Regions from separate parts of the Homo sapiens genome. Here region 1 is linked to region 2. Evidence: chromatin loops called from intact Hi-C (ENCODE). Cell type or tissue: A673. All regions are shown on one strand. Each heading gives the region's core, and the rest is flanking DNA. Links, peaks and the distances in the headings are about the cores only.

Region 1 (14,871 bases), core at 6,346-8,845, 93 kb after region 2:
TTGGCCTTCCAAGTGCTGGGATTACAGGTGTGAGTGACCATGCCTGGAGAGTGTTTTATTTCATTATTCCCTGAGCAATCCACAAGGAACATTTCTCATCTTGCTAAGGAAAACTACCACTATGTACTTTCAAACATAAAGACCAATATCTCTCATCCTAGAATGAGATTAAAAAGAAAACCTCAAGAGTAAAGCTATCAGCTGAAAAACTTGTTGAGATAAATGTTATGTGCATACTGTGTATTCATGGTAATACAGAGGAAAGCTTTTCTTAATGAGGAAGAATTCAAAGTTTTACAACACTAATGTTGAGATATAGAGGACCCCTAAAATGCTGTCACAGTTAACTGCAATAGATGCTATTAAGCTAATTTTTTGAAATCTGAAATTCATACGGTACTGGCGCAGATTCTCACCATGTAGCAGATAATGTTTTCTCTTACACAGATTCACTTTCATGTAGCTATAAAAGGGCTGATCTTAGTAGACTGCAAACCAATCACAGCACTTCACTCTGGGGAATATAGAATAAAGAGGGTGAGAGATCACTAATTACAGTTGCCAATATTTTCTATAGATGTGGCCAAGTCACCATGTAAGAAGTGGTAGTATATGTAAGAAGCAGGAATATATGTCTTTCGTAATACTGACATTACAAATATATGAAGTTAAGGTATCTCACAAATGCAAGTCCTTCAAAAATCTGCTCTCTCTATATATTGCCCTATACTAATATATTCTTAGACCAAGCCTGAGAGAGAAATTCCAACATCCACTGCATTGTTGGACAACAAGGAGGCTTCTAGTGAAAGATAGCATCTTTTTATAAAAAGAAATAAAAAAGAAGGTATGATATGTGTTATATTTCCAGATTTCAACTAAATAAATATTAGTGGTTCTATCTTTTGATTGATGAGAAACTATATAATAATGGATTTCTATCTGCAGAACAAGTTGAGCCAAAGAAAAGTAGGGAAAGGGGTCAGTAAAGTTGGTGCTGAGGGACAAGACTAAACACTATTTTTATAGGTCAGTGGTTCCAAGTTTGTTTCTAAGGGCTGATGTATGTTGTTTTGAAGAACATCATTTGATCCTCAATATAGTCCAAGTCACAGAAAAATAATTTTATTATATCATGGCCTAACTGTACAACAATATGAGAAATCAAAACAAATTTATATTAAACTTTATTCAATTGAAGGGGGTATGTTAAATACATAGATTTGTGTCTTTTCTAAACACTTATTATTCATATCAAGAATATCAGGGCAACGCGTTAAGAATGATTGCGAATCTTACAAGCCGTATAAAAAGAATTCTATAATGAAAAAAATCCCTAATCTCCAAAAACCAAATATATTTAAATGTATATTTCTTACCATTTCTAACAGAAGCATCTGGAGCCAGAAGAACTTACATAGAAGTAGAGGGTTTTTTGTTTGTTTCGTTTTGTTTTTAACATCATAGCATTATTTCCCTTTGGCTTGTAAAGCCTAAGGTATTATCTTCTTGTGATGCTGATATTGGGAAGTAAAGAAATATTTACATTATGGGCTCTGTGATATAATGAAAGATATGTACTCTATATTACAAAACAGAGGAACCATGATTTAATCTTTCCCACAACTCAAACCATGTTAGAGAGTGTGCCTCTTAATGGGTTTTTATTATGTTTTGTTCCATAAAGCATTTCTATTCATGATAGTGATAAACCAATATTTCAGCATTGTTTCTATAAGTCCAAATAGACTTTTCAAATCAGAATTCCATGCAGAAATCAGTCCCAAAGGATTACAACATTTTTAAACATTTAAAAGAGCTATGAAATGTTCTTGGACACTGAAATCCTTTACATGCATCAGGGCATCAAATAGATATTTATACAAGATAATAAGGGTAAGTGCAGACACACAAATCAGTACAAATTTATCTATATGGATAAAGAGATGCTTCTGTTTGCATATGGATATTCATGAAAATTAGAGGGAAAAAGTCAAAACTAAATAAATATTTAATATTTCAGCACCTGTCATATAGTTTTTTGTATGTGTGTGCTTTACTACTATGGACTAGCAGTAGTACTGCTACTCTAACCAACTTCATTAAAGAATAAAAGAAAAGTAATAAGTCATTTCACACTCTGTCTGACCATTATACAATAATAGCAAGATTTCATGCAAGGGTACAACATTATGCCCATCTGCAATCACAGTCTCTTTGCAAAAATCTCAATTCACACTTCACATGCAGCTAACCTTGTTACCATCCCTTCCTAAATCCATCAGTGTTGCAGCTGCACGTCTTCACAGCCCAACATCTTAAAATTCATCACTTTGGCACCTTAGCATCACTATAGGTCAAGATAAAGAATCCAACCAAGAATAATTAAAGGGCACCCAGATGTTTAGTTTACTTATCTCAAGCCTTTCCTTTAATATATTTGAATTGCCTGTGTGTACTATTTCTTTCATATTTTTAAGATATGTGCAGTGTGATTATTTTAAGGGTATGAGACCTGGAACAATACATTTCAGACTTTTTTTTTTACAAGTAGAGTTCTTTGTAGTTGAAATTTGAACAAGAGGCGTGATAATGAGTAGGTTGAGGGAAGGAAAGGTGTTATCTCATTAAGGTAATTACTAAGACATCCCCACTATTATATCAGTTTGAAAATGTGGCAATTAAAGCGCCCTACATGGGCTCCTGGAGACAAGAGAACAAGACAGTTCTCTTGGAACTTCTGTAGTACGGTTAATGTGTGTCATGTAAATGAAAGGGTAGACTATTGCTATTTAATTCTTTTCCTCAAACCCCCTACCCTCACCCTCAAATTTCTTTGTCAGTTATGGTTCTTTTTTTTTTTCTTTAACCTGAATTTAGCTCTCATGAAAGGTGCTAGATTGACAACCCCCAGAAGCTAGAGCCCTCTACTTACCCACAGAATAGTTGGAGCACAGAAAACAACAGGGTAAGCTTGGCAGGCAACATGCTACCAACCTAAGTCAAAAGAGATCTGACCTTCCTTCCCACTCTTTAGTCAGGCAAGTCTCTTGCTCTGATGAGAAGGCTGTCAAATTGATACCCGAAGTAAGGAAGCCTTAAAATACACGTAAGAAAAATGGTAAATGATGTTCGTAGCTTACTTCACTACAACCTATACAGGGTAACTCAGGTGGTAACTCAATTTACACAATTCAGTGAAACCACTACCTTTGGTCACTAATTCATTTGGTCACTAATTCATTTCCCCTCCTGAGCTGGTCATCTTGCTCTTGCTCTTTCTTTGCTTCCACTCAAGATCAATAGTAATGTGATATACCAAATAACACACAGAAACCATTCTCAAAAATCTTGCTTTCATGGTCATTGAAATATTATTTTAAAATACAAAAATTAGTTGAGCATGGTGGCACACACCTAGAGCCCCAGCTACTCGGGGGGGCTGGAGTAAGAGGATCACTTGAGCCCAGGAGGTTGAGGCTGCAGTGAGCCACGATCCCACACCACACTCAAACCTGGGCAACAGGATGAGACCTTGTCTCTCTCTCTCTCTCTCTCTCTCTCTCTCTCTCTCTCTCTCTCTATATATATATATATATATATATATATATATATATATATATAAAATATATATACATATACATGTATATATATTACACATATAAATGTATAATATATATACATGTATAATTTAACTCAAAATTTAAAAAAGAAAATAAATGTCCAGCAATGGAAGGATGGTTGACACACCTATGGTACTTTTTTTTTTTTAGCCACTACACCCGAGTTATTTTTTAATTTTTTGGTAGAGATGGAGTCTCACTATGTTGCCCTGGCTGGAGTGCAGTGGCACAATCACAGCTCACTGCAGCCTCAACCTCCTGGACTCAAGCAATCCTCCTGCCTCAGCTTCTCATGTAGTTGGAACCACAGGTGTGTGCCACAACATCTGGCTAATTTTTAATTTTTTTGCAGAGACAGGGTCTCACCCTGTTGCCCAGGCTGGTCTCGAACTCCTGGACTCAAGCAATCCTCCCACCTTGGCCTCCCAAAGTGCTGAAATTACAGGTGTGAGCCACCGCACCTGGGCACAATTATGACACATTTATGGAAGAGATTATTATATATCAAATATCACACTTACAAAGAGTTTTAAATAATATAAAGAAATATTTGTATTACATGGGAAAAACATATACATCCCAAATGAAATATGACACAACTACATAAAAATGCACTGCAAAAATCCAGAAATTATAAACCAAATGGTAGTAGTGAGTGGTAGAAGATGAGTTTTTTTCTTCTCTCTACTTTTTAGCATTTTATAAATCTTCTACAGTTAGCAGGCATTATCTATACAATAGGAAAGTTATTTTAATGATTTTCACAAAAAGTCTGTTTCTTTTGTAGTAGAATTTGACCACATAAATTTAACTCCATTAAAATTGAAGGTCAAGAATCACCTGAAAGTGCTGTAATCCTGCGTTTTCTGTTTTCTTCCCTTTTGTCTCCTATCCTTACAGGAAAAAATAAAAATGGGAGAGGAGAAAAACCATTAAGCAAATACATTGTAGAAAAAAACTGAAGTTTAGAATAGGTATTAAACTGGATGACTTTTGAGATTCCTTCCAGTCCTGGGTTTGGATCAAGATCAGCTCTGCTTAAAATTCAATTACTTATTAATGTGGATGTTGGAAATATCCTCTGCCAAATTTCTGGACAGAACCGAGTACCAGTCATGTTCCTCTAAGGGACTAGATCATTCACGAGAAGAAAAGAAAAGCCCGTAAAACATGTTGCCAAATAGAAGGGATCCTTCTTGAAATGCCAATGCCTTATGTGGCACTTGTGTATAAAAAGCAGTGTTTTGAATAGTTGGGTTTTTAAATTATGTTCCAAAATATTAATTAATAGTAAGATCCAACGCATTTACAAGCTTAAATGTACATGGTCATCTTTTCATCATTGACATTTCTCAATGGAAATGTTTATTTGACCTGTCACCTTCGGCCACATGAAAACACCCCAGACATGTGAAATAACAAAGTAAAAATCAGGAGGACAAGGCAGGCAGGGAATGGGGAGCTGAAAGGATTCTGCAAACCTGGGCCTTAAAAGTCTCCCAGCAGGCCACAACTTTCCTCTTTTGAATTCGCCCACCTGACACTTCTTACCAGACCCTTGGCCATCATGTCTACTATCAGTTTCTGAAATGAAAGCAGTCATTGTTGCTTTACTAAATGAGGTGGAAAGGTCTTAATGTTTATATATAAATTCTAATCTAATTCTGCCCCAATAAATTTCTTGGTGGGAGGACTTTCAGCATGTGAGAGGCACTGTACCTTCTGCAGGAAAAATTAGGCCATGAGACTCAAGATCGGCTGTGCGGAGCTGCCTAATATCATCCCTTATGCGCCAGCAGGGGCAAAGAATTTTAACTCAAAATAATAATAGGAGACGGGTAAGAGGAAATGGATAACAGAAGTTTGGGCCCGGCTCTGCAACCAGGCACGCCCAGGTAGCTGCCACTCAATGGCTGAAGAGAAGGCAATGGGAGAGCCCCTGCAATCGCGCAGCCAGCCGCGAGGGTAGTAGTCACGTGATGCCGCTGGCTAGAATTGTTTGGTGCGAACATCTGGCTCTTGGTGGTCATCTCTAATGTGTGTTAGAAAAGTTTGTGGGGCAATCAGAAATGTGGATTCCCAGAAATTTCCAAAGCAATCCAGAAAAGAAGGAAGACAAAGGGAAGTGTGCTATCCCACGGTTATCCAATTGTGCTTTATGTGACTTTCTGGGCCAATCTATCAATGCATAGTAATGAAAGATTATGTGAAATTTATGTGTCTATTCACATATGATAATGTTTAATGCAATGCCTCAGTGTGTTCACTCAAGGCCAGTGAGAAAGTAGGTGTCCCTTTAAAATCCTCTTAATTTAATGGAAACAATTTGGTAAGCTTTCATTAATAGAACATTTGTGGGAAATAAAACAGATGAATAAGAAGGTGACGCTTTAAAGTGGCTACAGCTCTGATGCACCCTACTTCCAGTGGGAAACTGTCTTTCTTAATATCTAGTCTGGAATCTCTCTGCTCATCAGTTTGCAGATACCCAGTCTGCAGGAGGCAAGAGTTGGTTCAAGAGGAAGTTGGGCAATCAGATTATCAATGCTACTAACAAACATTATTTGCATTTTTCAGAAATTATGACACGGCAATTTTATCAAATTGGAGATATATTTAAAATCAAAAGCTTAAAATTAAATCATTAGAAAAACTGTTCACTCTACAGGAAACCTAGCTAATGTGCTTGGGAGACTCTGACATTTGAAAACTATACCAAATAACTTAGCTTTCCTGCAGTAGGAAGTGAATAGCACGGACTTCCACATTTTTTCCTAACACTCTGTCAGCTGATTTGTTTTAGAATGCAGACCATTTTTACACCACAGGCACCCTAATTTTGTATTATAGGAGTGGGGAAACAACGCACCACTAATATCTAATTCCTCTCTCCTAAAGAGGCATTATAAATGTACATTGTTTTATAGAAAACTTTCCCTACTAGTTCACGTGAGGATGGACTGTGCCTGAATGGGCGCCCTGGAACACCTCTTCCTCCAGTCCCCAGAGGCTTTGGGGGAAACCCCGTCTCGCGAATAACGCTTGAATCTACAGACATGGATAATCCATTGCACTACATATGTCTACTGGTTCCTAAATTCCACTTAGCATTTTCGTACCTCCAACTATAGTGGGAAGGAGGAAGAGAAGAGCCAAAGGGGAAGTAGGGGGTGATCAACAAAGAGGAGTTGACTTCCAAGAATTGAAGAGAAATCTGAAGGAGGTATCATTTGCAGCCATGAGGTCTTTAGAGCGGTGGGAGTGAAGCTGGATGCAGATAAGAGCTCCCATCTGAGCAAAGATTATTTTATTGTCTTCACAGGAGAAGAAGGCTTTATATTCCCTCCAGAGCCCCCCGAGATGTGAGAGAAGGGCCCTGCTCTGTAGGCCATCCCAAGTACCGTCCTTGAAAGCGTCTGGATTCCCGTCCCAGGCCTATAGAGCCCCTGTCCTGATGCGCCCATGCCTCCCTGAAGCGCTGTCTGTACCCGGGCGCAGGAACTCGTGGCGGCCGGGCGGTCCTGAAGGTGGAGGAGCGCGGGGCCCAGCTGGGGTACGCGCCGAGCAAGAACCCGCACGGAGCCGGCGCGCCGCGGCTGGGCTTCAAGGCCGCCGCGCCAAATCCCTGGCTGCGACGTGTATGCGAATCGTTAGGAGGAGGCGGGAGGACAGCCACACTGAGGGCCTCTTCACTAAAGAATGAAGTCTGACGGCGGGAATGGGGGTGGGTGGGGGCGGGAATCCATCAGCTCCACAAAGTGACAGGGCCCTTTTATCGTAAATCAAGTTCAATCTCGCTCTCGCGAAGGTCCTCTTTTTTCGGCGGAGCTCCCGCAGGGGCGACTCGCTGTCCCAGACCAGATAGTAGCAAGAGCTGGGAGAGACCCAAATCTGCAGGGAGAGGGCGCGGGCTGAGAGCCGCGGTGGGGAGCAGGGCCTGGGCCCAGCGCGACCTGCAGGGCTGCTGCCTCGGGAGCGCTTCTGCTCTGCCTGCGGTGGCCGAGGCGGCGGCTCGCCGAGCGCGCTCCGAGCTGTGCGAACAGAGGAAGTATGTGCCAGTTAGAAGGGTTCCGCCGGCCACCTCGTCGCAGCCGCGGCGCAAGGTCTTGGAGCCGCAGACCTGAGGCCCGGCTCCTCCCTCCTCGGCTTCCACTAAGAACTTATTAAATAGGGACGATTCACAGTTGATCTGTCACTGAGCACTACTTACCCCGAGATCTTTGGGTTTTTGAATTACTTTATTGATCTGAAGATTTTGTTCTTTGGAATGTGACCCTGTTTGGACTTAGAGCTAATCAGGAAACGCTGCCGGGGAGGTTGCTTTGTAATCACTTTGCTTACCTCCCCCCGGGCGCCGCCGACCCTTCCTAGACGCCTCCGCTGCGGCCGCCTAGGCTTTTACCCGGAACCCGCCAGCCCAGGTTACCTAGCTCCACCCGGCGCCCTGGGAGCTGTCTGTGGTGCTAGCACACAGAAACCGGGAGCGGGAGACCCAGTGGACAAGGAGAGGAGAGAGGAGACAAACTGAGAATGTAAGGTTAACCGAGACGGTCCACCCAGCAACACTCAAACTGACAAAGACCTTCAAAATTCAGCCGGAAGGACCGGGGGAAATAGTCCCTTCTGGGTCATCTCATCGCCCCGAGACAGATGACCTGGTTTTCTAATCCAAGAGGCCAATGACACCTCCCTTTCTCTGAAAGCACACCTCCCCACAGCCCCACACACCCCTCTCACTTACCCCTACCCAGCCCTGGGGATAAGGTAAGAAGTCAGGGCACTCGGCACTGGACCCTTATGATAAGTGGCCCTAACTCCAGAAAAAGACACAAATGTTAGCAAAGAAGCCTGGAGATGACTAAAAAGTGGGACTGGGTAAAGACCTAGTGGGAGACTTAAGGAGCTTGGGGATACTGTTCCAGAGTCCATAGGAGTAATCCCTGGAGAGGCCCCCACTCACTCATCTGCGCACACCGCTCTCTAGTCAACAGCCAGGGTACAGAGCAAGCCCGAATTCCCTCACCAAAGATTCAGAGATGCAAAAGAAACATCATTTCCCTGCAAGGCTTGACCCCGCCCCTGAGCATGTCCACCAGTGGTGAAAAGTCTCATTCTTTCCAAGCATGTTGACTTCAAGCTTGGTTTTTTCAAAAACCAGGCAGCTCTCTTCCAGTACATTTTTGTAACCACGTGGCTTAACAAGAACTAAAGTTTCCCTAGCCCTGGGGAGAGCTTTTCCAAATATTTTTAGAAAGTTAAAAATATAACAAAACAAACTACTCACAAGCCACTTGTTTAAAGAGGGGAGGTGGGATCCGACAGACTCCTGGGGAAGGGCTGCCTAGGCAGGAGTCAGATGGCAGGGAGGGAGGAGGAGGGAGAGTAAGCAGTTTTATTTGCAAGGGAGGAAATCAACTGTCTAATTTGCCATCGTGTGGGCTTTCATTTTAAGGGGTGGAGCAAAATTAAACGGATACAGGGTGGTAGGTATCTTTGCTGGAGGCATGGAGCCAAGAAGCAATCACTACTTTGCAACTCATTGAAAAATCACTAGTTTGGGCTAGAACAGCTGGCTGCTAGCCGGGGAGTTAACTTCTTCCTTCACACTCACTACAGATTTGTGTAGGTTTGCTGGGGTCCCTGAGCTGATCTTGGTGTTGGCAAATCTAAGAGGCCTTTGTAGGTCTTTAAACGTCTCTCTGAAATAACTTTGTATTACTGTGTTTCTGTAGGAAGCAAAGATTGCCACTGAAAATCTCTGTTTTTCTAGCCTCCGACTTAATCAAAGGAGCAATCTAAATGGAGTCCAGCCACGGAGTGCCCTTCAGACACCAGCTGAAGGTGGGAAAAAAGAAAAAGAGTACAGTTCCCAGGGACAGCTGTCCTCTGCTTCTCTGTAACTCCAGATTTCCCATGAGAATAGGCCTCTGCCTGTTACCTTGTTCCTTGCTTCTCAGAAAACCTGGAGTTGCACTCTTCACCTCCTAGCCAACCTCCTAATTTAGTTGAGCAGGCACAGAAGGAAAGAAGGACCCTTTGTGAAGAAAAAAATTGAGTTTGCATTTGACTTTTAAGCAGGTGACTTTTGAATACTAGGGCACCTGCTGAGGTGCCCTTTGCAGTACTGCTGCAGAAAAAGAAGGAAAGAAAAGAAAGAAAAGGAAAGGAAGAAAGAAAGAAAGAAAGAAAGAAAGAGAGAAAGGAAAATAAAAGAAAAAAAGAAAGGAAGGAGAGAAGGGAGGGAGGGAGGGAGGGAGGGAGGAAGGAAGGAAGGAAGGAAGGAAGGAAGGAAGGAAGGAAGGAAGGAAGGAACCAGGCACCCACCCAACTTTCTTCCTGGGACAATATCCCCCACCCCACAACATCCAATCTGCCAACTTGTATGCAACAGCAGGTAACCAAACAAATTTAGAAAGGACATTGACACATTCAGCTGCATGATTTAGGGGGTGAAAGAAAACATGACTTTGAAGAAACTTGGATTTGGGGAGGACCCTAATGGATCCTGAGTAATTGCTAGCAGCAGAGCAATATGAGGTTGATTAAGAGATCTTGGTCTCTGTAGGCACAGTGCTTCCCCCTGCATTGTCCACCTCAGGAGTCCAAGTTCAGCCTTGAGTGTAAAGCGGCAGTGGGCAGACTTCCCGGCCCACCATCCTGCAGGTGGCTGGGGACTGCTGGCAGCAAATGGGTGCTCTGGCCTTATTTGGATTTGTAGTTTTGTGTGTTTTTCATACCTGGATCTGAGTTAATTCTTTGTAAAGATTCTTTGTATGCATAAACTCTGTGGCCTCTCAAATCCCTCCTTGTGCCTAGAGTTGACCAGCCCCAGTTTCAGTGCAAACAGAAGCTATAGCACCCTCAAACCTTGGAGAGTGCCTTTTTAGGCCTAGGCAGACCACTTTTAAACTGTTTAAACTTGATCAAAAAACCCAACTGCAAGATGAAACAAGGAGGGTCTGCTAAGTGCCTAGGTATTGGACATCCTAACTGGACATAGCGGCGCCCAATTTCCAGCCAAGCCCAGCTAGCTGAGTTTGTCTCAGCTAAGCAGGCAGAAAATGAGAAGGGCCAGTCCAGACCCTTTTGTTAGAATCAAACAAGACCAAGACCAAGTTTAAAGCAAACTGATGAGCTGGAGAGAAATCTGCAAACCACTTCCTAATTAGCCAAGGTCTGATCAAGGTGCCCCCAGGCAATTTCCACCTGGATTTCACTTTTCTTCCCTCCTTCTTTCCCACCCCTCCTAAATATACATTCCCACATCACTTCACATTTTTAAAAACATTTTTAACTACACTAAGGTTCAACCATCAGAGAAAGTTGGAGGCCAGGTCCAGATGTATTTTAGCTGCTTGTATTACCCCTTTGTCACTGTACTAGGGCAGGAGTGAGGATAGAAATGTGAGGATGCCCAGATAGGAGGTCTGACTCTGGCTACTCAGGAAGTGACCCGGGGGCTGGAGAGGAGTAGGAGCAACCTGGGAACTGTATGCTCCACTAAGTGGCTCCTTCATACAGTCCTGAGCACTGAGCCTGGTGGGGAGCCAGCCTGGCGGGGGGTGAGGGGTGGTGCTTATGACTGACTTAGGCCAGGGTGCTACAAACATTTACTTACATACACACACTCACACACACTCCTAAAGCAGGCAGCGGGCCTCCTCCACACTCTGGGCAGGGTCTCCTATTTTGCAGTCCCAGCTGTCCCAGGGGTGCAGATAAAAGGCTTGGCAGCCAGTCTCAGCCTGAGTTCACCGTTGCAAAGGAACTCCAGGCATCGCAGCACAACGAACTCACTAGGACAAGCGGCTCCGCATGGGGCTGGGGGCTGGACGCCCGCCGCCAGGGACTGAGAAGGCAACGATCAAAGCCGCCACAAGGGTTTGTTAGCTGGCCCTCTCCAAGTCCCCCGGGGGCGTCCTAATTGCTCGTCCCACAGCCTCCCGCTCACAGGCTGTCCGACCTCGCCGGCGCTCAGCCGCGGGCAGCAGAACAGCTGCGAGGCTCGAGGAGCGTCCGCCTGCCGCCCAGCCCCTGCCGGCGTTGTCATCGCTGCCCAGCGCTTCGGACCCTCGCTGCCCCAGGAAGACCCCTAGAAGAAGGAGGAGGGGAGGACAGAGGGATCACCACACCGGTGAAGCTGGGGCCTCTATGCAGGTCAGGACGGCAGCAAAGTTGGCCGCCGACTTAGCCAGCACCCGCAGCCTGCAAGTACAGATTTTCTCCCACAGCCTCCTGGGTTGCTTTGAAACCATCCATTTAAAAAGAAAGGAACTCATACATATCAAATAATGGTTCGGAAGAGGCCAGCACGAAAAATGGAGCTGCTTTTATACAAGCCAACCCAACCTCTTTACGGATTTTGTAAATTCCTAATATTTCAGAAGAAATTTGTTGTTCTAAACCAAGTCAGCACTTCATCATAGTACATTCTGCTTTAGTAAAATCAGCTCCCTTGGATTTCATCACTTGTTAAAAAAAGATAAACTTTATTTTTGTAATTTTCAATCACAAAAAAATCTATATTTTTGTCTAAGCATTTATTTTACTGAATCGAAAAGACATGAAAAGAAAAATCATGTTTTTACTAACGTATATAAGTGACTCTTTTTGGACAACATATAATAAATATGATATATCACTTATCACTCAGTCTTTCAAATGTACATTTTTTTCATATTATGGAGCATGCCACTTTTCCAAAAGAAAAAAGGTCATGAGAAATCAGTGCAAAGTTCTCAGTTACCCTCCTCTTTTCTCTGGGGCAGACGGAATGTCCTCGGCAACGCCCTTTGCCTCAGCACTTGAGGCTGTCCATATATAGTTCACTCTGCCTGTGCTGTTTCCGCTCCGTGCCCTTCTTTCTTCCCTCCTTAGCCCTCCCCCCTCCCTCCCTCCTGCTTGTCCCTAAAGTCATTTTTGAAAAAGAATTTGAGGTTTTGTTTTTGTTGATGTTTTCACTTACTGGTTGCACTCTGTGTGGGGTCAGCATTTTCACCAGTCACACTGCTGTGGGGGAGATTTCCAGCCCTGTTTCTAGGGGTGGGGAGATGGAGAGCAGAGGGCTGGCTCCTCTTTGGGGGTCCCCTGCCCACTGGTAAGCATCTTCCTCTCTTACTCCTCTGCCTTCCAGAGTTGGCTGCAAGGGAGGCCTAGTGGCCTGGAGCAGGGAGAGGACGGGCAGCAGTCCGGGTTGGGCAGGGATATGGGGAAGGGATTGCAGTGCCTTCGCTGCAATGTTTTCACCGGGGGTGTGGGGTGCCTGGGATGGGGCTGGACAATGGATTAAGGGCTGGCTGTCCCCCAGGCCCTAGGCCGTGGATGAGCACACGGGGCACCAGGGGCCGCTGCAGCTGGGGATGGGGTGCTGGAGGAGTCCGGTACATGCTGCTGTACATGGCAGCGGCAGCCGCCGCCGCCGTAGTGCTGTCCATGCTGCCCAGCAGGCTTGGGTGATAGAAATAAGGCGATGGAAACATCCTCTGCAGCGCCGAGTAGTTCCCTGCCTCGGCCAGCAACTCCAGGCCCACCGCTGTCTGCCGCTTCCACTTGGTCCTGAAAGAAAGCGGGTGTGCAGGCACCCAGCAGCTGTGGGCATGGTCCAGGCACCAAGACCCGGCCCCTTCTCTGGCCCCTTCCTGCCTCCTCCTTCATTCTCCCTGGGTGGCAGGAAGACTCAGAGACCTCTTCAAACTGGCAATGCACCACATCTCCTGCCCCAGCCTTGCTCCCAGAAAGACCCAAACCCAAAGCCAGTTTTGTAAATTACACCTTCAGTGGCTGAGACCCTCACAAATGAAATCCTACAGGCCTTGCTTCCTTTTCCTAAACCTCTGCTCTGCTGTCGCCCCCCTTGTAGTTTGGCTACTTCTGGAAACTTTCCTTAGGGCCAAAGGAGACTTCCACAAGCAGTCACTTTCCTCCTTCCTTAGTTCCCCTTCCACATCTCCCAACTCCCAACAATCCCAAAGAGTCTGCTCTCAGCCCCTCTTCCTTCCCCGCCAGGCTGTGAGAGAAGAAACCGTAAACAAAGGGATGCAGAGACTCCTAAGCCAGGGACCCCAGCCCCTCTCAGTCCCCAGGGCTGGGAGACATATTTCTCTCATAAGCCTGACAGGACCTTACAGTGGGCAGGGGGCTTAAGGGGAGGATGGCAACAAGGTCTCAAAATGGAATTCATTTGAGGGAGGGTTCTCCCAAGGGCAAAGTACCTCCTGGCCATTCTGAGGTGGGGGTGAATGCATTTCAAGGTATTTCCTCCTCAGAGATAAAGTAACAATTAAAACCTGTGATCAGCTTTTCTCAGTCTCCTCCCTCCCCCGCTGCACACCCTGCTAGGAAGAAGAGAGCGGGCGTTTGCTCAAATACCTTATGAAGGAACGCAGGGCTGGTGGGCCATCCATACCCGGCAGCTCCAGCCAAATTAATAAACATGTCGCCCATTTTAAATTGGCTACAAATGACACTAATGTTTTCCGACAGAATTAGGGTGGCTGAAACCGTATGTAATGAGACAGAAAATTATGGTAAAGATGACAAGTGGATGGGCATTTCCAACCGCACTTATGGACGATTAGAACACAAACGGGAGAAAAGGAGGGGTAGAGAAAATCGAGACAAGGAGATGAGTGCCAGGCTTGAAAACACAGCAAAACCTCTGCCTCAGATTGCCCAGGTTCCACTCTACACTTCGTGGCCCTGCGAGCACTGGCAGTCACTTTTGCTTTCTTAATTTCCCTTCTAGAGAAGGAGCAGTGCCAGGCAGGCTCTGCAGCACTCTAGCTCCATGTTGAGACAGCAGAGGCAGCCAGTACAGGGGACAGACCCACACTCCTTCCTTCTCCCTGTCCGGATGCTTGGCCAGCCGCCGATTCTCCAGGCTGCGGCTGCCAAACCTACTCTAACCCAGCTGGGCTCTCCTAGTCTCTGCAGCTACACTGACCAAGGCTTGGATCCTGCTTCTCCCAGCCGCCTCACAGGCCAAAGCAAGGACATTTACGCCGAGGCTGGTGGGACAGCTCTGTGGGAATAGCAATAGCTGGGCCGGGCCGTGTTGTTGGCTACAAACCTTTGGAACCAGCCTGGGGTGGGCCCAAGGGGTGCACCGCGCAGGCTCTCTGGACCTAAGTGTCAGCTGCACAGATGTCTCAATTTGAGAAGGTGTGGCTTCATTGATTTGGGGATGAAGTGGGGGGAATTCCAGCGGCTCGGGTTTCAGAGGAAAAGTAGCACCTGTTAAAGCACATAG
Region 2 (14,871 bases), core at 8,113-10,612:
GTTTGAGGCATGAGGAGAAATAGCTTATATCATAAAAGAATTAAGAATTAAAAAAATAAACAAAAATCATCTTACTTAAAGAAACACTGCATTTAGATTCAAATGGCCCAGGCCCACCTGGGCTTTCAGCAGGACTCACTGCTTGGACCAGGCTCCTCCTATTATTAGAACTGTCAGTGCCAGAATTCGGGCCAAATTCCAAGAAAGAATCCTACCTCCAAGTGCTGTTATCATTTTTTAATTGCATATGTCTGCAGTGCCTTACTGTCTGCCACTTAGTATTCCTGCATGTTGCTAAACAGCTGCCATGTTGTTTCCCTAGAGATATGTTCCTGTATATCCTTACCTATTTCACAGAGCTGTTGTAAAGCTTAATTAATTAATGTTTCCTGAATGCCTTGAGGTTTTCAGACAAAAAGTGTTAGGTAGAAAGTGTAGAGAGTCTTATTAAATCTCCAGTTTTCTCCTGGAGATTGAAGTCTCCCACCTGGTCTTGATTTCTAACAGACAGGGCATGTGCCAGTCCCCTGTGCCTTGTCCTGAGGTCACAGTGAAATTTTGGTCTGGCCATCGCATCAACCCAGCCTTCTGAGAGGTGAAAGATTACTCAAAATCTCACATAGGGCTATAGGCCAAGACCACTCCAACCAGTCTGGGTATGATTAAGATGGAATGAATTTTCTCATAGTAGACCACAAAATAACCCTGTAAGATTCTAGAATAAACCTAAAGTTGTTTGATTTTTGTTTTTATGTTTTTTGGTTTTAGCAAAGGATTTTTTTTTAAGTGAAGATTTTCCGATGAGCAAAAAAGAGGCATTTCAAAGAATAAGAAACCAAAGGGCAAAAAAACATATAAAAAGGTACCCAACATTACTAATAAACAATAAAATTCAAATTAAAATCATATTAAAATTCTATTTTCCACCTGTTCTATTGGCCAAACCTTACCATTCTGAGTGTTGACAAGGATGTAGAGCCAAGAGAAATCCTGTAAACTGTTGTTGGGAATACAATTGATACAAGCAATGTTATGAAGTTGAACATGTGACCACTCTGAGGCACATGTAAGGAAATTCTTGCACATGTGCATAGGGAAAACTTTAAAATGTTGATAGCAGCTTCATTTGTTATTGCAAAAAGTAAAAAAAAAGTAAATGCTCATCAATAGTAGAATTTAAAAGTTACGGTATAATCAAATAAGAGAATAATAGCAGAGAAAATAAATGAACTGGAGGTATTGAATAAACATGAAAATATTTCACAAACACAATATTGAACAAAAAACGAAAGTTTCTCTGGAGTACCTAAAGATGATGCCACTTTTGTGATAAGAACATGCCAAACAGTACCATATTGTTTAGGTAGACAAAACGTAAAAGACAAACACATTCTAAGTAGTGCTGCTAGAGCACTGTATTAGTCCTTCCCGTGCTGCTATGAAGAAATACCCGAGACTGGGTAATTTGTAAAGGAATTTATGGTATTTAGGTAGGTAAGAATATGTGTAGGAATGACAAACTCCCAATTCAGGAAACGGGTACTGGTGGGCATTTAGGATTAAGAATACACAAAAGGCTTCAAACGAGTGGTAGCTGGACAGGGGTTAATTATATTATTCTTTATACATTTTTATCTTTATACCTTTTATATACCTGAATTATTTCTTAATAAAAACTACTCACATCAATCAGCAAAAGTATCAAACGATATTGATGGCAGGGGAGTTTACACCTCTGTGAGGTTGGAGGTATATAGGAACTCTCTGCACTTTACATTTAATTTTTCTGTGAACCCAAAACTGCTCTAAAAATAAAATTTTATTAATCAACTAAAGGAAAAACTATTTGTCATTAGCCTTTATATGTTCTGTATAGCCCATGGATTTCATAATAATTTAATATTAAAGAAACGACGGTAGGAGAATCAGCCTAAAAGGCACAATATGGAGAGTTGAAAGAAAGGGACTTGAGAAAGAAAACTAAGTTGTAAGTTCAGCACATCAAGGCCACACCTCCGTGATGTCTGTATGTATGGTGGGAGTCTGTATGCACGTATGTGGGCATGGCATGTGTGGAAGCTTGCTTTAATATGCCTGCCACATTCTAAGTAGTGCTGCTAGAGCACTGTATTAGTCTGCTCTCACGCTGCTATGAAGAAATTCTCGCAACCGGGTAATTTATAAAAGAAAGAGGATTCATTGACTTACAGTTCCGCATGGCTGGAGAGGCCTTAAGAAACTTACAATCATGGCGGAAGGCACGTCTTCACGGGGCAGCAGCGGAGAGAATGAGTGCTGAGCAAACGGGGAAGCCCCTTATAAAACCATCAGATCACGTGAGAACTCACTATCACGAGAACAGCATGAGGGAAACCGCCCCCATGATTCAATTATCTCCACCTGGTCTCGCCCTTGACATGCGGGAATTTTTACAATTTAAGATGAGATTTTGGGTGGGGACACAGCCAAACCATGTCAAGTATGCTTTTATGAAATCTATTATTGTACAGCTGATGTTACAGCTACTTTAGAGTAATTTTCCCCCAGCTCTGGAGCAGTGATTTGCAAAAATTTTTTAGGAGTCCATATAAAATGTCATATAGAATTCAAATATATAAATTGATAAAACTACATTTTCTCTGGCTACAGATATGGTGGGAGTCTGTTTGCCTATTATTCTTGCCACCTCACCCCAAGCACCTGTGCAGAATCCTAGTACTTAATAATTGGAATATAATTGCTCTAAGATAGCACGTTCTCATGTATGTTTTGCAGAGACACCAGTCCTGAGAAATGTTCTATATTAGCGGGATTCCATGATCATACACATTTGAGCTGTGCTACTTGTTCACGGTGCATTCTAAAGGCTCTGAGAAGCCCTGCAACAAAGACACTGATTTCCTCTGTTGAAACTAGTATTTCTCAAGCATAAGTAACCACAGAACATTCTTTCACACGAAATATCTATTAATGTCCCTAAGCACTCTTTTAGAAATGTATGCTTTAGCCCATAAAACAAATGTCTCCTATTAAGATCATTGGTATTTGGTTCATTTCAATATAATAAACTTACAGTTACTAATGAGTCTTAATACTGCCTAAAGCCTTATCTTTCTCAAATGCATTTCTCTAGTACCCTCTCTAGCACTTTTCCTATTAAAGATATACACATTGTAAGTTGGCCATCTACTGTTTTCAACAAATAGATACTGAGTGCTTGTCGTATAGAAGGAATTTTAAATGCAAAGAAACACAAGACCCACACTTCATGTACTTCAATGCCAAGGAGTTCGAAAAGGCTTGTGTTGGATTTTTAAAAAGGCAGGCATTATTGAAAAAATAATGCAGATTCTTCAAGTGTACATTGAACTTAAATAAGTTTGATGTTTCTGCAATGTATCAAGTCCCAAAAACTTTTCAAGTTTATCTTGGATGGCATGCTTAATGGTATGAACATCTGTGACTATAAGTGCTTAAGATAAGCAGATACTTAATAAATATTTATTGAATTAATAAATGAACAAACACACAAACTGTATAGAATAAACACATTTAGAGGCCAGGACAAGACTGAGCCAGACACAGAGAGTAGAAGCAGGGGAAAAGTCTAACGAAGTGGGGAAGATTGGCAATATTCACGAAACATTTTAATGAATCACAGGCCAAGTTTCCATCTAAGCTATATATTTTAATTACCCCTCTCTTTAAAAGAAAAAAAAAGGCTTATTTATTTAAAAAAAAAAAAAAAACTACAATTCCCTTGAAATCGCCCAAGTTTACTATATCCAAATAGGGACTTGAGTGATTTGCAAATGTTTTAGTCTCCTTTATTTGCAAGAACTTATTGCCAAAATTATAGGACATTGGTTTCAGAATTTGTTTCTATAAAAAACTGAAATGTAAAAATAAGATTATTATACAATTTGCCTCTGGAATATGGGAATTTCCCCTCATTTTTGAAAGAAGAAAAATAATTCAAGAAGGTCCTTAACACCATCTCCCCAACTGACCAAAAAACATGCATTTCTCCAGATGTGGGAATTAATGGTCCTCATTTGACTGTATACCCTTGCAAGTTACATGAATAAATGTCATATGAGCAGGATGGTCATTTAACACTAATATATAACATTAATGACCTCAATTGTCCAACTTAAATTGGCCAATTAAAGAAGATAATACTGCAGACCTAAAAAAATCTTTTTGTGCTTTCCTACTTTGACATCTTTATCTGAGCCTTTTTGACATACTATGCACTAACCTCTTCATCCATAACATATAGGCATTTATATATTTTATGCTCCTAGATTCTTCAGCCACTCATTCATTCAATCAATCAAAAAAGTATACAAGGCTGGGCACGGTGGTGCATGCCTGTAATCCCAGTGCTTTCAGAAGCTGAGGCAGAAGAATCAATTGAGGCTAGGAGTTCGAGACCAGCCTGGATAGATCTCGTCTCTACAAAAAATTTAAAATTATCCAGGCATGGTGGTACGTGCCTATAGTCCTAGCTACTCGGGAGGCTGAAGCGGGAGATTCACTTGACCCAGGAGTTCCAGGCTGCAATGAGCTATGATCACACCACTGTACTCCAGCCTGGGCAACAAAGTGAGACCTTGTCTCTAAAAAAATAAGTAAATAAATAAGTGTACGCATAATGAAGAAAACTAAAAGAAATATAAAATTAGTTATTTGCCCTTAGAGAGCTTACAGTCTCATTGCAGATACAAGAGATGTTAACATGTAAAGTTTAATAACAAAACAACTCTGTAACCCATGTGATGTAACAAGAAAATAAATAGTAAGTGTCAAACTTCTAGGATAGAAAAATGCATGGTATGAGCATTCATTTGCCTTCAAATTTAGAAAAGGATGAAGATGCTGGGAGATAAAATAGTCATGAAAATTTTATAGTGAAGAAAACTTGACCTAGTCTGAAGGAAAAGAAAGATTTGGGGAAATTAAACAGAGGTGGTAGAACATTCCCAAGATGGAAATCTTGTGAATAAAGTTTCATAAACTGTCTGAAAATGATTCATACAATTTTGTGGTCACTATGCCACTTTACTGGATTGTATGCAAACATCCAAAATGAGGTGGCTAAACAAAAAAATTTACTAGTAGAAGTCCAAGCAAGAAAGAATGCCAAAAGTGTCAGAAATGGCTCAGCATCTGAGCATAGCTTCCTTTTTGAATTTCATCCTTATCCCTGAGTCCCTAAATATCTAATATTTGTTAATATGTGTTAATGACTTTTTGAAAGAAATGGGTGAGAAAACTGGGAAAGCTGAACCAATTGACAGTGTCCAAAGTTGCATTACATTCCAAAGCATTCATATTATAGAAGTGTCTTCATCCTTCAGCCCCTAGCTAAAAAGTTTTTTTTTTTTACCCTAGGCTTGGAGCATTGGCAAAATTATTTGCCAAAGATAGCGGGATTGGGATATTGGAAGGGATTAGCTCCAAAGCAGATAATTCTTTAGATGAATGTGTAGAAAACTGTAAGAGAATTTCTATTTCTATAATAAAAATACAAGAAATGACATCCTAGACAGACTTGTTGAGTTAGATTTCACTGGGTACCATTTGCTTATAATTTTTAATCACTATTTTCCAAAGTATCTTTCTGAAATAAGCAAAGTAGTCTGCCAAGTTCCTAGCTCAAGTTAGGAGAGCAGAATATAGGTTAAAAAAATAAATTAAGTTGTGTTTATTTTGTAGTATCTAATTATATTGTATTAGCACAAGTTAGGAATACAGGAAAAGTGCTTACCTTAGAGATGATAAGACAATATATGAAGCAATTATAAAGTAATACCTTGTATTTATTTCACATAGTTATATCATGTACTTGGTGTGGTTCGGACTAGAAAACAGTCAGACAGCAGGGGTAATAACGAGAGTGTGAGAACAGGTGAAAGAAGAGCTTTCTAAGTTCTGTTGTTATAGAAGCAAAGACAGAGAAAAAAATTATATGTCATATGTTTATGATAGCAAGAAGACCAGCCCACGTGGAAGAGACAGGAAGTGCTAGGAAATGGGAAAGAGAAAAAAGAACTGGCAAAGTAAAGCAGTAGAGTGGAACAGGGCTTGGAAACCATGGCCTGTAGCCTATTTCTTATAAATAAAATTTTATTGGCCAGGCCTGGTGGTTCACAATTATAATCCCAGCATTTTGAGAGGCCAAGACAGGAAGATTGCTTTAGCCTAGGAGTTCAAGACCAGCCCTGGCAACGTAGCCAGACTCCGTCTCTACCTAAAAAAAAAAAAAAAAGTTTAATTGGAACAAAGCCACATTCATTTGTTTACAGATAGTCTATGGCTGCTTTCACACTACCATGGTAGAGTTGAGTAGTTGGAATAGAGATAGAGAGCCTATGGACCACAAAACCTGAAATATTTATTATCTGGCCCTTTCTAGGAAAAGTTTGCCAATCATTGTAGAAGAACACTCAAATATTTGGGAAGAAGGGAGGGAACAAATGTGGAGCTCTGAAATTGTAACACATAAGTTATTTTTCTTTATACTGCCCCAGCCATACAAATTTTCTTACACTTCCTCAGGCTTCTTAGGTCTTCTGACAAAGGACAGATTAAAGACCTTGGAAAATAGGCAGAAGGATTTCGAGTTCATGCAGAAGATGGTGGAAATTCTAGGACAGAAAAATGATCAACTTGGAAGGTTGAGAATGAGAACAGATAAAGAAAACCCAAAGGAAAGGCACCAGGTAAAATATTGCATAAATCCAAGCAGTGGTCTTCATAAGGAATGGAGGTAAAATAACAATTCAGAGAAACATTTCAAATGATGACTCAAGTCCTGTTGACAAATTGGCATGGGAAAAGTAGTATAAGGTAAAGAACATCAAACTAGGAGTAATAGAATTGGGTTCTAGTTCCCACTGTGCCATTTACTAACTTGGTGTCTTTAGCAAAGACACCTTATGTATCTCTGTTCACTCACTTATAACCCTAGGAAGTTGGTAGAAATATTAATATTTACCATTTTTGAGTATCTACTTGGTTGGCAAGTACTAAACAAAGGCATCTCACACATTTATCCCTAAACCTTACAAAAAGCTCTAAGACATGCATTGCCTAGCCCATTTCACAGATGAGGAAACTGAGTCTCAGAAAGGTTAGTAAATTGCCTGATATGAAACAGCTAGTCAAGTGACGAAATGAGTTCTGAATTCAGTATTGGTCTCTACGTGCACATGGATCATATGTGTAAATGCTCATTATTACATAAAGGATAGTCACTGCTTCATTCTAGGAAATCCTGTATCATCTTTCTATAAAGAATTTAGGTAGTTAAGACTTGCCATCCCTCCACCCCTCTAAAACAGAGTTTATTAGTGCTCACTAAATACCCATGTGCTCCTTTGCTTTCCCAAATGCCCTTGTAGTTTACGTGCCTATGTGCTAGCCAGGAAGATGTGGTTAGAAGTAATGTAAGCCAGTTCCATACTTGGCCCCTGAAAACAAAATAATAAACAACATGGATAATGCTTCACAGTTCCCAGTCAACAGGCTTTCATATATAAATTATTTCATTTGGCTCTCACAACAAAGAACTAGAATTATTAGGATCAGAGACATGGTTACAGATAGAGAATCTTAATCTCAACAAGATTAGATACTTTGAATATTCTGTAGGTAAGAGGATGCCTCTTAAGGATAATGTGTCTTTCATTTCTGCTTCCCAATATCTAACCAGTGCCTGGAACATATACTTGATGTGGATAGAAGCCATCCAGAGCCCATTCGTCAAGTGAAGTAAAAACTTTTGTATACAAACAGGGTTCAAACTGGACACAAATAGGCAGTTCTTGTAAATAATAAAAGTGAGAAATAAAAGGTTAGCAATTATATTACTTTTTCATAGTTAAAACATATTTTATGAGTTGTCCTCCTCTTAATCGTTCTTCAGTTTATAACCAATGTCAACTTTAATAGTTTTACATAGCAGGGCATAGCTTCTTTCTCTTCTGATCCCAACCCATTCTCTTTTTTCCATTCAGTGACAACTTCAAGTAGATGGTGAACCAGTCTTAGACTCTCACACTCTCCTTGGCAAGTCTGAGATAGCACCTTGTAGGGTCCCCTTATCCTGGGGGTGGTTTCTTTCTGGGGCCACGTGGACATTTAGGAGTGTTAAGGGAACTTAATTGGATTCAAACCTGGATTGCATCTTTTTAGTAGTAAGCTGCTCAGTCCTTGTTTTTTTCCACTTCCACTGAAATTTAGTGAGAAAATGGCTTCAACTGAATCAGCCTCGATATGATAACAAAAACGAAAATGAATGGTGAAGAAAAAAAATCAAAAGGTTTGCTCTTTGAGATATAATTTAGTGTCTGGCAGGAATAATTCAAGAAAATTGTGTCCACTTCCTGATCACATAGCTAAACAAACAATGAGGGGGGAAGTCCTGCTGAGAGACATTTTCACATTAAAAGGTGCTAAAAATGGGCTAGATCTCCTCACAGCCCTGTTGGAAGCCTCCGTTCAATTTTTAGTCATTTCCTCCCTGTCCCCAGACTCGGTGAGACAGAGGAAAAAGGAGAGGCTGTACTTCCACGCTCATCCACCCAGCAATTCGAGGAAAGATTGGAAAGGGAAGTAAATCTTGTCCCTCCCAGACATTTTCAGATGATTGCAGAGAGGGAAGTTGAGATAGAGAAGGGAACAATAAAAAAGATTAGAAGCCTTCTTAGGACTCTCCTTAGGCAAAGACCTAAAATAAGTTAAAAATCACACGAAGCAATTCTGCTTCCGAAGAGCTATGTGGATTAGGCCTTTGCTGATGCTCGGATACTAGAAAAAAAATTGAAATTAAGCATGCATAAAGATACAGCATTAGATATATCCTCTCCTACAAAGCTATCAGTACCGTCTTTTTAGTCTCATAAATAGACATTCACTAAACATGGGAATATCGGAGTCCACAGTCAAGAGCCTTCTATTAGTACTTACGGAGTCAGAACTTCCCATGGAAGTATCATGGCCTCTGCATCAATAATTTTCATGCAAGAAGTGATTTAACAAACAGTTTGATTGCCTCCCATGAACCAGGCATTATACTAGATGCTGAATACGTGAAAATGAAGGAGATATCACCTTTTAGATTTCACAGTGTGCAGCAGGGTTCCTCAACTACAACATTATTGACATTGAACTGAATAATTATTTGTTGCGGGCTGCCTTGTGCATTGTAGGATGTTTAGCGGCATCCCTGGCCTGTACCCACTAGATGCCAGTAGCATCCCACCCCAGTTGTGCTTTTCAAATGTTGTGACAATCAAAAACATCCCCATGCATTGCCAAATGACCCCTGGGAGAAGGGGCAAAATCTCACAGCCAGTTAAGAACCATGGGTTTAAAAGGAGAGACAAGGTTTTGTTAGCCAATAATTACAGTGAGATGAAATGGGCTAGAGTTTGCATAAAGTACTATGAGAGCACTCAGAAGAGAGTAGCTAGAGTAAGAAGTCAGGAGATAAGTGCCCCTGCATGTATTAAGCACACCCTGATGACCAAGTATATTTTTAAAATTCAGACAATAACAATAATAGATAATAGATGACGCTTATCTATGTACCATGTACTGTTCTAAGCATTTTGCAGACTTTAAATCATTTCATCCTCACAACAGCCCTATGCACTAGATTCTATGATTACCCTCATTGTAAAATAAAGAAACTGAGACATAGAGAGGTTAAGTAGTTTTCCCAGGGCACAGAGCCAGTAAATGGTAGAGCTGAGATTCAAAACTCAAGCAGTGTATCTCAGTAAAGCTCAATAAAGGGCATAAATGCTTTAGATAAATATAGCACATTCTTAAGTGTTCACTTTTTTGAAGATTTAATATTTTACAAAAATAGAACAGGCATGTTTATACTAGTTGTTAGGATAAACTCAAAGCATTCAGGAAACTTCAAGTGTGCAATGTCACTGCAGGCCCCTAGGGGTCTATACGCACTTTCTCTATTTAGGACCTCTGATAGAAAGAAATCAGGAATGCTGTCCTAGAGCATGGTAAACATGGGGTGTCCCATTGTCATATTTTAGTTTAAAACCAACCCAGCCCAGAGGGACTGTGCCATCAAAAACAGGCTTAGTAAGTAAAAGCTATGTGGCAGTTTTTGTGGCCAGTTTATGGTGCTGACTTGATAAGAGTACCAGCCTACCCAACCCAGAGCTGGCTGCTTGGGAAGAGCATTCTGCATTCTAAGAGGAACTCAGAGCCAGGTCTTGAACAAAGACTTTCCCTTCAGAGCCTTGCCTGACTTAAGAAGTTCATGACCCAGCCATGACTGTGATCAACTCTCACCTCAGGCCTTCAAACTTTCTCTTCCTTCTGCCTCAAAAGCTTTTACCCTCACACAGCCTTTTGACTTTCTTCTCTCTCTCACCTCCTCCGGGTCACTGCACAAAGCCCATCTTCCCAATAAGGCTTTCCCTGACCACCTGACATAAAATTCTTCCCCTCCACTCAATCCTCATCCATAACACTTAGCTAACATGCTAAGTATTTTACTTATCAATTTATTTTTTTATTTTCTATCTTTCACCACTAGAATGTAAGCCCCATGAAGGTAGAAATTTGTGTCTTCTTTGTTCCCTACTGATATTCTCTAGCACATAGGATGTATTAGTAAAGATTTGTGAAGTGAATCAACCATGTCACTTAATCCTCACAGATGACACATCTTCTTTTAGCTGTGAATTCTGCCATTAGTGTTGTGCCATAATGATGATAAATAACCTTAGTCCAAGTATTCAATCACATGCATTGGCTCCCTTTATAAAATCTGTAGTGTGGCCCATTTTATAGATGACAAAATTGAGGCTCAGAAAGGTAAGTAGTTTGCTCAAGGTCATAGAATTAGAATTTAAACATAGGTCTGTCTGACTCCAAATTTATGTGCTTATAAACTCAATAAATATTTTGCTGTAAAATATTTATAGGACTATTGTTATTATCACACTTTTCATTGGAAAGAAATGATTTCCCATCCATTAACTCATTGGATCCTTACACAGCCCCATGAGGGAATAATCAGCAAACTTATGATGCCCCTTCCCACACAAATGAGTAAACTGAGAGTCTGAGAGATTAAACAAATTGTCCATGATCACATTCCTAGAAATGGAGACTGAGGATACTGCAAACGCTCACTCCTGTCAACAGCTGTGGCCAAATCATCCATGTGGATACCCAAATGAAATGGTGGCTTTCACTATCCATCAATCCTGGAAAAATTCAGGCTAAGTTCATGGGAGTTTTCATACACATTGATTTCTCCAATGATAATACAAATATGCACATCTGATTTTTATGTGAGCTGTAGATTCGGTCAGAAAATCTCTAAGTGACCGGACAGTTCCATCTTTGAGTAAATACAACCAGGCCAGGAACACAGTGAGTGCTTCAAACACAGAAGATGGTGGTGATGAGCTCCAGCTCCAGGGGGTGGCAGCAGTGAGAAACAGATCAAACTCAAGTTGGACATGGCCATTCTCTGGAGCAGTTGCTGGGAGCAACTACGGAATATTCTACACAAGCCCAGCTGTAATGGTGAGATAAGGGCAAACATTTCGTACATGAGTAAAACCCTGAAGAAGTCCTGAACATGTTAGGGGAACCAGACACTAAGAAAGACTGAGGCTGGATTTATTGCCAATATGGGCCTTTGGGGCCTTGGGTATTGTTCTTGGATATCGTCCTCTGGAAAGCAACTTGGGAGACAGTGCAGTATGCAAGTCTGAAACTGTAACTTAGGAACAATTCACCCCAGATTACATGGTACTTTGATTGCCTGCTTGCCTATATTCTTTGATCACCCCATCCTCACCTCACTAATGTGTAAATTCCTTAAAGGCAGTAATTGGGCCATGTTTCTCTTTGTACCTCAAGTACCTGGCACAATACCAAATACACACTACACATATGATAAATAAAATTAAACAAACAACGTTTTATCATGGCATTTGTGTAGATGTCTAAGCTTTTGCTACTAGCCAACTGTGAATTTCATATCAACAAAGATTACTCTTTATTTTTTTATTCCAGGTGTCCAGCACTTCACCTGGTACACTCCAAACTTTCAAAAAAAATTGCAGTGAAAGTGTGGATGGATTGATGGATGAATGAATGGATGTTACTAGATTTAGGATTTCCTACTACAATTCTTCTCCTTAGCAGTTTGTAACATTTTGAAAAGATCTAGCATCTTGTCTCCTTAGCATCCTTAGCACCCAGATCTTAGGTTCTAATACCATTCTCCAATAAAAGGAAACAGAGATTTTTAGAGAAATTATTCTAGACTAATTGGAGGCCTGGGGCAGGGAATATACAAGGTGAGCTTGGGGTATCTTGTAGTGTCAGAAAGTAAGGAAGTGCTAAAAACAAATGACGGAATTTTGTCAAAAGGACACAGAAACCAACGGAAAGAGCTCCCAATGGCAAAATCTGGAACAATTTAAGCAAAACAATAAATAAAATAGTATCAGATTATAATCCAAAGTATAAAGTAAATATTAATGAGTCTATAATGACATAAATGAATGAATAAATAAATAAATAAATTGGAGAAAATAGACAAATCTCCCATGCTGAATAATTCTAAATAACTTATATAGATATTAGGTTGGTGCAAAAGTAATTGCAGTTTTGGACCATGAATTTTAAATCATTATAACTAGGCTCAAACACATCTTTATTAATCAAAATAGGAACTGTTACAATCAACACATGTTTGCCAACAAAAAATAAATTTGTTTACTCCTGCCCCATAAAATCTGTGCTTCATGATTCAACAAACTCTTGGAAAGCATTTTCTGCATCTTGCTGGTTGTGGAAGCATTTTTTTCTGCAAAAAGTTGTTGAGATGCTTGAAGAAGTGGTAGTCAGCTGGCAAGAGGTCCAGTGAATATGGCAGATAAGGAAAAACTTTGTAGCCCAATTCATTCAAGTTTTTTTTGATTGTTTGTTTGCTTGTTTCTTTTTTTTTTTTTTTTTTTTTTGAGATGGAGTCTCACTCTGTCGCCAGGCTGGAGTGCAATGGCGCGATCTCAGCTCACTGCAACCTCTGCCTCCCGAGTTCAAGCGATTCTCCTGCCTCAGCCTCCTGAGTAGCTGGGACTATAGCCGCGCACCACCACGTCCGCTAATTTTTTTTTTTTTTTTTTGTATTTTTAGTAGAGACAGGGTTTCACCATGTTGGCCAGGATGGTCTCGATCTCTTGACCTCGTGATCCACCTGCCTCGGCCTCTCAAAGTACTGGGACTGGCTTAAGCCACTGCACCCGGCCTCATTCAACTTTGGAAGTGTTGGTGTGATGTGCAGTCAGGTGTTGTGGAGAAGAATTGGACCCTTTCTGTTGACCAATGCCAGGTGCAGGGATTGCAGTTTTCGGTGCATCTCATCAATTTGCTGAGCATACTTCTCAGATGTAATGGTTTCACTGCAATTCAGAAAGCTGTAGTGGATCAGACCAGCAGCAGACCACCAAACAGAGACTATGACCTTCTTTATGGTGCAAGTTTGGCTTTGGAAAGTGCTTTGGAGTTTCTTCTTGGTACAACCACTGAGCTGGACATCGCCGGTTGTCATATAAAATCCACTTTTCATTGCACATCACAATCCGATGAGAAATGGTTCATTGTTGTTGTGCAGAATAAGAGAAGATGACACAAAACGATGATTTGTTTTATTTTTGGTCAGCTCATGAGGCACCCACTTATCGAGCTTTTTCACCTTTCCAATTTGCTTCAGATGCCCAATGACTGTAGAATGGTTGACATTGAGTTCTTCAGCAACTTCTCATGTAGTTATAAGAGGATCAGCTTCAATGGTCATTGTCAACTTCCGATGGCTGGCCACAATGCTCCTCATCTTCAAGGCTCTCGTCTCCTTTGCAAAACTTCTTGAACCACCACTGCACTGTACGTTTGTTAGCAGTTCCCGGGCCAAATGTGTTGTTGTTGTGAGTTGACTCTGCTGCTTTACAACCCATTTTGAACTCGAATAAAAAAATTGCTCGAATTTGCTTTTTGTCTAACATTATTTCCATAGCCTAAAATAAATATAAAATAAGCAGCAAGTAATAAGCCATTAGCAAAATAACATAAAGTGAGAAATGCTCACTAAAATGATGTATAACATAACCACATTTGTTTAAGAATGTATTCCAATAACAAATGGCAAATTCCAACAGTGCAAAAACTGCAATTACTTTTGCATCTCAGGGAGGTGGAGCATAACTCTTAAGTGTAGGGTCGACACAGTGATTTCCTCCCAAAAAGTACAGTACAGAAAAGGGGAAAAGTAACTTTATATAGAGAATCATAAGCACTACCTCAGCCAGGTGGTCAGGGCTAACATCAATACTGTTATCATGTTGACAGTATGTACCCTTGACGCAACGTGATGAGAAAGACACTTTACCTCTGTGGTCTTCCTCCCTAAAACCCATCACCCCAGTCTAATCGTGAGAAGAACATCAAACAAATTGACGGACATTCTTTAAAAACAAAACAAAACAAAACAGGCCAGGCATGGTGGTTCACGCCTGTAATCCCAGCACTGTGGGAGGCCAAGGCGGGCGGACCACAAGGTCAGAAGATCAAGACCATCTCGGCTAACACAGTGAAACCCCGTCTCTACTAAAAAAAAAAAAAAAAAAAAATTAGCCTGGCGTGGTGGTGGGCGCCTGTAGTCCCAGCTACTCGGGAGGCTGAGGCAGGAGAATGGCGTGAACCTGCGGGGCGGAGCTTGCAGTGGGCCGAGATTGCGCCACTGCACTCCAGCCTGGAAGATAGCAAGACTCCATCTCAAAAAAACAAAACAAACAAAAAAAAAACAGT

What was found. A loop is a pair of places that touch in the nucleus more often than their neighbours do. Peaks named below come from ENCODE experiments on the same cell type or tissue, not always from the same donor. Only the 100,000 strongest peaks of a DNase experiment are listed, where the experiment ranks them.
Region 1: a loop joins it to region 2, with 6 times the contacts of the local background. A loop is called at or near these places in 2 of 110 quality-filtered maps.

Annotation. Positions count from the first base shown.
Region 1 is chr1:90,699,447-90,714,317 of GRCh38, forward strand. BARHL2 (BarH like homeobox 2) reads right to left here. Exons shown (of 3, transcript NM_020063.2): 3 at 12,093-13,178. The coding sequence ends at 12,866. Among named protein-coding and RNA genes, the nearest start is that of BARHL2, 10 kb to the right of the region's middle. RefSeq lists enhancers at 6,599-7,393, 11,538-12,106. In A673, for the core only: no CTCF peak of the experiment used is centred there; DNase peaks (open chromatin) are centred at 6,695, 7,375, 8,065 and 8,705; H3K4me3 peaks cover 2,500 bases; H3K27ac peaks cover 2,500 bases.
Region 2 is chr1:90,605,081-90,619,951 of GRCh38, forward strand. No RefSeq gene overlaps it. Among named protein-coding and RNA genes, the nearest start is that of SNORD3G, 45 kb to the right of the region's middle. In A673, for the core only: CTCF peaks have their summits at 9,218 (motif pointing right) and 9,955; DNase peaks (open chromatin) are centred at 8,471, 9,271 and 9,971; H3K4me3 peaks cover 804 bases; H3K27ac peaks cover 1,639 bases.